Regions from separate parts of the Homo sapiens genome. Here regions 2 and 3 are each linked to region 1. Evidence: chromatin contacts called from ENCODE Hi-C or POLR2A ChIA-PET data. All regions are on one chromosome and are shown on one strand. Each heading gives the region's core, a stretch centred on a gene start or an enhancer-like site at or near the end of the contact. The rest is flanking DNA. Distances are from core to core; before and after follow the strand shown.

Region 1 (3,779 bases), core at 323-2,822:
CATCTCCTCTTTTGGTGGCACCCAATTAGACCAAAGTAACTGGGACTCATTAGCAATTCTGGAGCAAACTCAAAAGGTGAGAGATAGTGGCTTCCACAAAGCTGTTTCCATTTGTTCTCCTACCATCTGTGACCCAAACAGGCTTCCTGTCAGGAGTTGAGGGCCATATGCTTCACTTTCTTAACTATCAGCTTCTTGTTGAACAAACTTGCACCTCTATCCCTCTTCAGAGAGTCACACACTACATTTACATCCCCTAGAAAAATACCTTGGGTACAATTGAACATTTAATTTTTACCTGATTCCTGGATGCCCTAGGGATCATCTGTGGGTCTCAGGTTGAGATTCCCTGCCCTCAGAGATTATTCTTGAAGTACTTACACCTTCCCTGGATGAAAAGGAGAAGAAAATCTGAGGTCTTGCTCCCCAACTTGTTTTCCCCTTAGCTAAAGGGTCAAGCGTCGGGGGTGAGGTGTGAGAGGTTGAGGAGGAAAAAGGATTAGTATTACTTTTTTAATGCGATGGCGGCGGGGGGGGGGCGGGAAATGGAGTAGGCAGACTTTTGTCTGATTGTGTGAGGGTGGGAAGAAATGTTATCAGCTGAGAAGATGAAAGAAATGGATGATTAAGGTACTTTCCAGACCTTAGCAAGGAAGATGACAGCTCTGATGAGAAATCTCCCTATGCCGAGGCTTCAGAAGCAGCCCTTCCAGCAGAGAAAGTATTCATTAGAAAAAGAAGGCAAAGTGATGGATGGAGTCAGGGTCCAGCCAGGGTTTGGGAAGAGGCTGTACAGGGTATCGATCGCAGTTCTCAAGAGAAGAGAGACAGATCAGCAGAGATGCTGCAAACACCAGCTGCCTCGGGGCCACCCCAGTTCTGGGGCTGGCTCTGGCTCGGAGACAGCCTTCTGTCATCCTGTCATCATGACAGGTGATCTTGGTCAGCTTGGCCAGGTCCTCTCAAATCCAGACAACGCCACGCCAACCCTCTGCTCTGCATCAGGGCAGCGTGGGTTTCCCACAGAGGAGGCACGACACGGGAGCCGAGGCCCTCCCCCACACCACCCCTGTGTCCTTCAGCACCTCCTACAGACTCCCTCCCCTTGCCCTTCTGATTCACAGCGCCCACCTCCCTGCACCTACCCTATTCGATCTACAGGGGAGCGGAGTCGCTTCGTGGCCGCCAGCCCGGGAAGGGGCGCCAGCCAGCTGGCGGACGCACGGCTTAGAGGGGCGTCTGGGCAGAGAGGTTTGGGGCTGGGGAGAGATGCAGTGAGCTTGGGAGAGTGGACTGGTAGCACAAATAATGTGTGCATAAGGGTTAGAAGAGGAGGTCCTGGAGCTTTGGTCTTCTCTTTTCCCCCTGCAATTGTGCATTTCGGAGGGACTCTTGCTGCAAGCTCGGTAGGCAATAGCATCCGCTCCAAGACTACACTTCCCAGAAGGCTGTGAGTGGGTGGGGGGGGGGGGGGCGCGGGGAACAGGCAACCTGTGTTGCGCTTGCGCAAAGACTGCGCTGGAAAGGCAGGTGGGGAGGAGGGGAGGCGTGCCCGCGACGGGGCGAGGGGGAGGGGGCCGCGCGGCGGCGGCGCCAGGGCGGGCGCGCGTCCGCGGCGGTGATGGCGGTGCGTGAACGCGCGGCGGCAGCAATGGCCGCTCTGGAGCGGCGGGTGCCGAGTCTCGATGACTTCGCGGGACAGAGCTGGAGCTCGTGGGTGGAGCGGGCCGACCTGCCCGCGGCTGACGGTGAGTAAAGCCACCCTAAAGTCCGGGGACCCCATCACTATCTCCCCTCCCCCCTTCCGGGCCCCCGCCAGCTGAGGGGAGCCGCCGACTGGAGCCGCCGTCCGGCTCCCCGGCCCCCCAAACAAAGGACCCGCCGGGTCCTAGTGCCCGCCCGCTCCGTCACCTTCGCGCCTCCGGGTCCTAGCGCCTGCTCACCGCTCGCAGCCCACCCTGCCAACCTCTGCCTCTGCCAGTCGCTAATACCTGCCCCCATATAGGCTTGCCTTTATCTTTCTCCTTGCCTGCTGCCCCTCAGCTCGCGACCCTCCTGCACCTGCCTCCAGCTTTCCCTGTCCGCAACAGTCCTCCACGTGTTTCCCACGCACCCCACTTCTGTGCCCCCTTCCTCACCCCCCTTGTTCCTTCGCCTTTTGCCCCACACCTCCTGCTCCTTTTCGGCATTTGCCTGCAGCTGCAGTGCTTTTAGACCCCCGCCCTCTCCGCGTTAGTTCGTCCGTCCATCCATCTATCCTCCCTCCCTCCATCCTTCGGTCCATCCATCCATGCCTCCAACCCACTGTCCTTTCCCAGGCCTCTTGCCCTGCCTCTTGGCTCTCTGCTCTTACTCTCACCTTCTCTAGGCCCCTGAGTGCCTTAGTGAGCGGGCCTACAGCCCCTTCTTCTGATCTTTGTCTTCTGGGCCCCAGGGAGCACCTGGCCTCGTGGCCTTTCGGGGTGACAGCAGGCATCACGCCCCTGAAGAAGTTTGCAAGTGAGAAGAGGTGGAGGAGGAGACTGCACGGAGGGGTCTCTAATGACACTTGTTCTCCTCTGAGACATCCGACTCCCAGTTTCGTTCTATCCATCATTCCCCGCACTTGCATTTAACGGACTTAGAGTGGGAGCTGCCCCTTGTCTCTTGCGTGCCTAACCCACGACCCCTCATAATCTGGATATTATATAAGATTGTCAACAATCTTCTCATCCTAGAAAGGAGCATATCTGTTAATGGGCATCAGAGAGCAGACCTAAGTGGGAGCCCAGGCCACCCTGGGGCTGCCCCATGCTGGGTGGGCAAAGATGGGGCCATTGTCAGGGTCTGGGTGCATTGAGAACCGGAAATGGAGTCAGACGGGTTTGGTGACTCAGAATTGATTTTTTTTTTCCCAAGGGACAGGGAGGGGGCGTAGAGGAGGGAGGGGGGAGGAGAGAGGTAGGGGGATGGGGAAAAAGCTGCTTTGCACAGCTAAGATGTTTTTGTCATTAACCCAGAAACTGAGGTACAAGGGCAACCCCTGCCCAAAGGCCCTCTAAGAAGGGGAGGGACTTGCATAGCTGACCAAGGAGACTTTGAAGATGCTCAAGGACCAAAGACAGCAGTTTCTCTGCTCTGTGACCATCCTATCAGTGCAGGACCTGAGAAGCTGGGTGTAACTTTGACAATGCTATGGTAACCCAGGTGGAGCAAAATTGAGTTCATGGGGGTGGGGACCTGGGAGAGTATCTATTTGGGATGCCACATAGTAGCAGAAAGGACCCATCGAGAAATCTCAAGAAGAGACTCAGGGACTTATAGAAACATTGGTTAAGGACGGTTTCCCCTTTAAATGGGGAAGCAGGCCCAGAAAAGAGATGATACTTACCCACAATCACCCAACTAGTTAGCAGTGGAACCCTAAACTGCACCTTGAAGTGAAGGGTCCCATAAGAAAGGTGGATGGATTCTTCTTAGTGGGGCCATCTTAGTCCAGATGCAGCAGGTGAAGGAAGATGGGCATTTGAGAATGGACCCACTGAAAGGTTCCCCAAGTGGTCCTAGCACCAGGAGCTTGTCACGGAGTGTGGGCTTCATACTGTTGAGCTGCAGGCCCTGCTTGGGGCTTCTGGAAAGGGGACAACCTCTGGGTTGTCTTCTGGGAAGAACAGTCTCTGGTAAGGAGAGGCTGGAGACTCTCTAAAACTGGCCCTGACCCTTCTGAGCTGTGTTTCTCCTCTAGGGGCTGAGCTGGAGGAGAGTAGCAAAAACACGAAGAAGTTGGATGCCATGACCCT
Region 2 (3,779 bases), core at 351-2,850, 410 kb before region 1:
TCCCTAATCTCAAGTACCCAGGGACACAAAACACTGAGGAAGGCCGCAGGGTCCTCTGCCTAGGAAAACCAGAGACCCTTGTTCACATGTTTATCTGCTGACCTTCTCTCCACTATTGTCCTATGACCCCGCCAAATACCCCTCTCTGAGAAACACCCAAGAATGATCAATAAATACTAAAAAAATTAAAAAAATAAAATAAAGCAAAATAAAAACACACAAAAAAAATTAGGTGGGCGTGGTGGCCGGCGCCAGTAGTCCCAGCTACTCAGGAGGCTGAGGCAGGAGAATGGCATGAACCCGGGAGGCGGAGCTTGCAGTGAGCAGAGATTGCGCCACTGCACTCCAGCCTGGGCGACAGAGCGAGACTCCGTCTCAAAAAAAAAAAAAAAGCAATTTATACACACACACACAATTGGGGTTAGGATTGGTACTATCTGATTCAAAAGTTAAACAGAATTTGATAGGCTAGTCTGAGAATATTATCCCTACAGGGAAACATTCAAAGCAATAAAGCTACTTTGAAAGGACATGTCCAAAAGTTTTCATCATCTATAACAAAATCATTGTCAAATACTACTTACATTCTTTAGAAAAAAGTCTCTTTCTTTTACCCTGTCCACCTTCTGCACCTCCTCCAATTTCTTCATTTTCTTCCTCAAACTAGAAGTTAAAATGTATATATAGAAATGTCAAATAATTGCCTTGCATTTGATATTTTAATAATGACATTTTTTTTTCCTTTTCAACAGATAGGCCAGAAAGCCAAAGGAAGCAGCAAAAAAAAAAACCACGAAACCTTAGCATTGAAGGAGCCTATGTATCTAGTCCAACTTCCAACTCATGCAAAAATGGCTTCTACAATGTTCCTAACTAATAATCCTACTGCTTCTACTTGTAAGAGTTCCAATGACCATAAGTTTTATTTTTAAACAACTAAGGTGGCCTATTACTACTGTTACTGTTAAACAGTTGATACTGAATCAAAGTCTACCTTTGTAGACTTTGTAGTAAGCAAAACTAATATTTCCTATGCATTTGCTTATACAGTGCTAAAAACGTTCCTTAAGTAAGCCCGTAACCCTATTTTATAAAAAGAAAACTGATGTTCAAAGTTAAATAACTTGCTCAGAGAGAATGGAAATTTTGAAATCCAGGCTGTCTGACTTTCAATGCATTCTTTTCCCATTACTTCACAGTAAGTACAGTTTTGTTAACAATTGAACTGTTGGCTCATAGTGCGCGCTAATAGATGTTAGTTTTGATCTCTGATGATTCTGTACGTGTTTCAGTGTCTGGCAAATACAGACCAAAATCAAGGGGAAAGGGGTCACAAAACCTACTCTTCCTTCATGTCCTTCCCCACTTTCTAAAATGATCAATCCTTAGGGCGTGAAGTCCCCGAACTCTGTCCGCTGAATTCACTAAGGCAAGCAGACCCGATCCTGAACTCTGCCTCCGCTACTGAGCCCGAAGGAGTGAAGAAAAGACAGGTTTTGGACAGAGACGGTCACTCACCGTGGGGTCTTCTTCCTCATCTGCCATCCCACTAGCACGCCAACTCACAGCGTCCTGCCGGCTGGCTCCCAGCTGGTTACACTACTTCCGCCGCCTCACTTCCGGTGACGCGCGGGGCCGTAGCTGGGCCTAGCCCTCTGCGGCCTGCGGGAGGACGGTGGTGCTTTCCGGCCTAGCGGCGGAAATGCGACAGTCTCTAAGGGAGGAGGCCGGAGCGCCTCCCTGTAATCCCGAAGGAATTGAAAACTAACAAAGAAAAGGAAATCACGGGCTAGGTCGCGAGTATCTCGTTGTCACCCTGAATTTGCTACTGCGTATTGAATCACAGCTTCTTGTTTGGGGACTGCGAAGCTATGGATCATAGGAGGGCAAGCCAGCAGTCCTTTATCAGACAAATATGCTTTTAAATCATTTTAAAGATTTGTAGTTCCACTGTTTCTAAGCACTGTGTTAATTATTGGGGATACTGTGCTTCATCACAAATTTCCAAGAGATGGTGTCCCGAGACTAAGCATTTAAAATTTTGTGAAGGTTTTTTGATTTTTTTTTTTTTTTTTTTTGAGACGAAGTCTCACTCTGTCGCCCAGGCTGAAGTGTGCAGTGGCGCGATCCCGGCCCACTGCAACCTCTGCCTCCCGGGCTCAAGTGATTCTCCTTCCTCAGCCTCCCGAGTAGCTGGGATTACAGGCGTGCGCCACCATGCCCGGCCTTATTTTTGTTTTTTTGAGACACAACCTCACTGTCCCCCGGGATGGAGTGAAGTGGCGCAATCAGGGTTCACTGCAGCCTAGACCTGCTGGGCTCAAGCCATCCTCCCACCTCAGCCTCCAAGTAGCTGGGATTACAGGCGCACACCACCAATGCCCAGCTAATTTTTGTATTTTTAGTAGAGATGGGGTTTCCCCACATTGCCCAGGCTGGTCTGGAACTCATGGCCTCAAGCGATCTGCCCCGCTCTGCCTCCCAAAGTGCTGGGATTACAAGTGTGAGCCACCGTGTCCACCGGGGAAGGCTTTTGGTCAGAACAATGGCTGGCAAAACCACAGGCATCGGAAGGCCAGAGCTAGGGATATAATATAAATGTCCCTACAGTGTAACAGATGATGCTACATAAAGAAAATCCCGTAATACACACGATTTCTGAATGTCCTGCTGAACATTCGGTGAGTGAAAACTAATTATCTGAGAGTTGAACCTATCTTTGTTAATAAACACAAAGCGGCCGGGCGCAGTGGCTCACGCCTGTAATCCCAGCACTTTGGGAGGCCGAGGTGGGCGGATCACAAAGTCAGGAGATCAAGACCATCCTGGCCAACATGATGAAACCCCGTCTCTATTAAAAGTACAAAAATTAGCTGGGCGTAGTGGCGCACGCCTGTAATCCCAGCTACTCGGGAGGCTGAGGCAGGAGAATCGCTTGAACCCGGGAGGCAGAGGTTGCAGTGAGCCGGGATTGTGCCACTGCACTCCAGCCTGGTGACAGAGCGGGACTCCACCTCAAAAAATAAAAATTAAAAAAATAAACACAAAGCATTTTCCCACACTTTTAATGTACGTTGAAGTTTCTAGGAATGTTATTACCCCAAAATTGAATAGTAATTGTATTTTGTTTGGTCTGGAATTCATTAAGAGCTGTGTACCATTTCAAGAAATAACGTCACCAAAAGCAACATCACTTGTAATAATTTGAATAGTGAATAATGAAAAAATAACTTTGATTTGAGGAATGTGAGTTAAATTATTAGGCCCAAAGAGGCATTAAAATGAGAGGCAATCACATCCTGCTTGCCCCCTTTTGAGCTATGTATTTATGTCTTAAAACCGCTTGCTATTGCCACAAGTATTAGTTATAAATTAGCCTAATTATGCCCCATCAGACACCATATCGCACACCCTATAGCTTGATAATGTTTAGCCAATTACTAATCAATGTTATTTTTGTGAACCAATGAGAACTCCTTAAAGACAACTTTGTATCAGCCCACTCCCTGTCCTCATTCTTTTCCTTTAAAAATCCACTTGTACCTGCTGCTAATCTTAGAGTGTATATTCTAGGCAACTTTATGCTGCTGAGTTGTAATCCTCAAGTTTGGCCCAAATAAACTCTCTATTTATATTAATTTTGCCTCAGCTTCTTCCTTTTAGGTCGACAATACTCACCCAAATCAGTCTGCATTCAAAGCAATTCTACATATAGGTAGAAGCATCTGAAATCTTCATTATCCCCCCCTAGTGCCATCATACCTGAGTATTTATATATT
Region 3 (3,779 bases), core at 885-3,384, 350 kb before region 1:
TGGGAATGTCAGGTTGTCCAGGGTCACTTTAATGGAAGGGGGAGAAAAGGAAGAGTTTGAGGCCAGACTTGGAGGCCCTTGGAGAATGTGGTAAGGAGAAAGATTAGACTTGATTATGAACACACTGGAGAATGACTTGTGTTTTTTGAGCAGGGGAGTGATATGCTTAGATACTTGTTTTGGACAACAGAAAAAAATGGAGCCAGAGGAACTAATATCTTTGTGTATATGAACTTATTCATTTATTCAAAATTTATTGCAGACCAACCAGGCTTTTTTTTTTGAGACTGAATCTTGCTCTGTCACCCAGGCTAGAGTGCAATGGCATGATCTCAGCTCACTGCAACCTCCGCCTCCTGGGCTCAAGCAATTCTCCTGCCTCATCTTCTTGAACAGCTTGGATTACAGGCATCCGCCACCACATCCCGCTAATTTTTGTATTTTTAGCAGAGATGGGGTTTCACCATGTTGGCCAGGCTGGTCTCGAAATCCTGACCTCATGATCTGCCCACCTCGGCCTCCCAAAGTGCTGGGACTACAGCTGTGGGCTACCGCACCCAGCCTGCCAGGCATTATTTATAGAGAGCTTGTAGTCTAATGGGAGAGGTACATATTAATCAAATCATATAAGGATAAAATGACAACTTTGACAGTGCTACAAAGAAAGGTACATGGTGCAATGAGAGCACATATTAGGGGATTTGACTTAAGCCAAAAGTTCAGGGAACTCTTCTGAGACAATGATAACTGAGCGAGGCCTGAAGAATGTCCAGAAGTAATAAGCCATGCAAGGGTAGGGATCAGCACAGGCAAAGGCCCTGAGATGAGTACAAAGGACCCAAGGAAGGCCAGTGTAATGGGAGGAGCAGAGACAGAAGGAAGGAGACCACAGTTAGAAATAAGGTGGGAGAGGAAGGCAAGGATCAAACCATGAATGGTCTTAATTAACTAATGAATTAATTGTGCCCCTATCTACAAGGACTTCGGTTTTTAGGAAATACCTCCGTCAAAATAGTAAAATCTAAATATAAAATAAAAATTATGGCAGAAAAAAATACAACTTAGGATCAGGTATGGTGGTTCATGCCTGTAATCCCAGCATTTTGTGAGGCCGAGGCAGGAGGACCACTTGAGTCCAGGAGCTGAAGACCAGCCCGGGCAACATGGCAAAACCCTGTCTCTACAAAAAATATAAAAATTAACCAGGCATGGTGGCTTATGTCTGTGGTCCCAGTAACTTGGGAGGCTGAGGTGGGAGGCTCCCTTGAGCCTGGGAGGTTGAGGGTGCGGTGAGCTCTGATTGCACCACTGCACTCCAGCCTGAGTGACAGAGCAAGACCTTGTCTCAAAGAAAAAAAAGTACAACTTAGAATGACAAATGCAGAAAGAATCATTACATGAATATATGAATGCTATATAAGCAAATGGACTGGAAACTTGACCCTGAGCTTTCTAGTGGCCAAAGTAGAAGCCAAAAAAAAAAAAATTAGAATATGTAGTGCTCACAGCCCATGAAAAAAAACATGGGAAAATCATTTAGCAGGCAGGTGCAACAGAAAGATGTACTGATGGTCTGTCTGTGGCATGAGAATGGAAAAGACAAGCAACATTAGAGGAAGACATTGCAGAGAGATTCACCAATTAGTTACTATGGTTACTGAGACTGTAGTATCTCCGGATATTATCTCCCAGTATCTACCGAGATTATTATGGGATCAATGATTATTATTTCTCCATCATATATGTGTGAAGTAGAAGTGGAATCTATCTTATTTTTTAGGCCAGGGTAATTTTCTTTTGTCTCAAATTGGAATAGCAGGGGATATGTTTAATTACTGTCTATGAACCATTATAGAAGTTGGCACTACTTAGAGTGGGAGGAAATAGATAGCTTGTTTATCAGTGGGCATAAAAATAAAGAAATGGCAAGATTTGTCCTGTTTCCTCCTGTGCCTGCTAAAAAGCAGAAGGATCATCTGAGGCCTTCCTGAAAATTAGGGAGAATGGCATCCTGTCTTAATTTCTTCCACCAAATTTCACTTTTGGATCCAGGCCATTTCTACTTTGGCAAAGTGTGAGGTGCTAATGTGGACTCCTGTTCCCAGTGATGTTGCGCCAGCCTGGCCCAGGGGAACTGTCAGTGCCTGGTCATGGGTGGGCGGAAGTGGGAGGGGGCAGAGGAGTGCTGTTAACACTTTCAGTACTGTATAAAGGAGCACTTCCTTTTATTCCTTGTAGCAGAAGCCACCTGAGAAAGTGAACTTAGGCAAATGGCTTGTGCTTGAGTGTTCTCCTTTAGATTCTGTTCTTTTCTCCAAATCCACTCCTGCCAGCCTCACCTCTCCTTTTCACAGTGGTCAATATCACAGTTTCCCGGAGGAAACATTGAAGGCGACTCAATGGCACTGCTTCCTCCTATTGCCATAGCTTTGGGTGTTTTCAGATTTTACTCTGCAAAGCCTCATAGGTTCTCCAGGTGGAGCCCAATGGTGAAGCCCTGGTGTGGGCTTCTTGACCTCACAGGGCTGTGGGCCTCTCCCCTCTGGCTGGCATCTGGCTGCTCTCTTCCGCCACCAAGACCCCCAAGAAGAAAAGTAGCTTCCTCTAAAACCAGGTTATTCCTGCAAAGCTTAGTCCTGGCCCTCTGTGTAACATAAAAAAGAACATCTGTCCAGTGAACAGCCAGCTTTTATGGCAGTGCCCCGTTGGCCTACTGATAAGAAACCGTGGCTGCTCAGGCGGCTGCTGCACCTGCTGCTTTTGCCGTTTCTTTCCTGCTTGTGTAGATAAAGCCCTGCGGAGCTGAGCTGGTTTCACCTTCGTCATTACAACTTTGAAGCCCTCTGGAGGCTTTAACAACATCTTGCCAGTCTTATCCTAGAGAGGACAGCTAGTTCTCCTTGCTAGGTGGGAAGGCTGAAGCTGAACTTGGGAATTCTCATCAGGGCTGCCCATAGGAGGTCTCATCATTTCCAGCAGAGGAAAGAAACTTGAAGAAAGAATGGATTTAAGTAATTGCCTCCAGGCAGTCTTCTCTCTCTCCTCCCTCTCTTTAAAAAAAATCATGGGATCATGTAATTTTTCAGCATAAATAATGGCAATAATGGTTGGAGGACAAGGTAAGATTTCTGGAAATCTGGCAACTACGCAGGTGACTCAAAAGAAAAAATAATGACCAAGCTAATCTTTAACTCCACACCTACTCTTGCCTTTTCCCAGGCAGCTTCCTGGTTTAGAGCAGGGTTCCCAAACTGCAGTAGGTATCAGCATCCCCTGGAGGGCTTTCTAAAACCCAGATTGGTAGGCCTACTCCAGAGATTCTGATTCAATGGGTCAGTGAGAGAGGCCTAAGAATTCAAATTTCTTTTTTTTTTCTTTTGAGATGGAGTCTCGCTCTGTCCCCGAGGCTAGAGTGAAGTTGCGGGATCTCGGCTCACTGCAACTTCCACCTCCTGGGTTCAAGCGATTCTCCTGCCTCAGCCTCCCCAGTAGCTAGGATTACAGGCACGTGCCACCACACCTGGCTAATTTTTGTATTTTTAGTAGAAACGGTTTCACCACATGACCAGGCTGGCTGGTCTCCAACTCCTGGCCTTGCGATCCGCCCACCCTGGCCTCCCAAAGTGCTGGGATTACAGGTGTGAGCCACCGTGCCCAGCTCCAAGAATTCAAATTTCTAACAAGTCTCCAGGGGCTACTGCTGCTGCTGCTGCCCCCACAGGTCCTGAAACCACACTTTGGGAACCATTGGTTTAAGCTTTATGGAAAGTACAAGAGCT

What was found. Hi-C counts contacts between places; a loop is a spot of excess contacts on that map. ChIA-PET counts read pairs that join two places held with the same protein, here RNA polymerase II (POLR2A). Pooled maps may share reads with other maps.
Region 2: a loop to region 1 is called in a pooled map, with 6 times the contacts of the local background. The contact joins the promoter of TAF13 here to the promoter of ATXN7L2 in region 1. A Hi-C loop is called at or near these places in 1 of 37 single-sample maps with no recorded cell type and 9 of 50 pooled maps. POLR2A ChIA-PET finds 5 or more read pairs at or near these places in 3 of 52 experiments (A673, B cell and OCI-LY7).
Region 3: a loop to region 1 is called in a pooled map, with 3 times the contacts of the local background. The contact joins the enhancer-like site here to the promoter of ATXN7L2 in region 1. A Hi-C loop is called at or near these places in 1 of 50 pooled maps. POLR2A ChIA-PET finds 5 or more read pairs at or near these places in 3 of 52 experiments (A549, Caco-2 and Panc1).

What each region holds. Positions count from the first base shown.
Region 1 is chr1:109,482,333-109,486,111 of GRCh38, forward strand. It overlaps ATXN7L2 (ataxin 7 like 2), which reads left to right and starts at 1,573. Exons shown (of 11, transcript NM_001350175.2): 1 at 1,573-1,748; 2 at 3,725-3,779. The coding sequence starts at 1,622. RefSeq lists enhancers at 1,045-1,662, 1,663-2,282 and a silencer at 1,476-1,645.
Region 2 is chr1:109,074,403-109,078,181 of GRCh38, forward strand. TAF13 (TATA-box binding protein associated factor 13) reads right to left here and starts at 1,601. Exons shown (of 4, transcript NM_005645.4): 1 at 1,519-1,601; 2 at 585-663. The coding sequence starts at 1,545. RefSeq lists enhancers at 1-844, 1,449-1,508, 1,609-1,858.
Region 3 is chr1:109,131,883-109,135,661 of GRCh38, forward strand. The region is part of intron 1 of ELAPOR1 (endosome-lysosome associated apoptosis and autophagy regulator 1); the gene reads left to right. Among named protein-coding and RNA genes, the nearest start is that of ELAPOR1, 20 kb to the left of the region's middle. Within about 2 kb of position 2,135, at least 14 of the 41 ENCODE cell types and tissues checked have a DNase peak (open chromatin) inside an H3K27ac peak, as active enhancers do.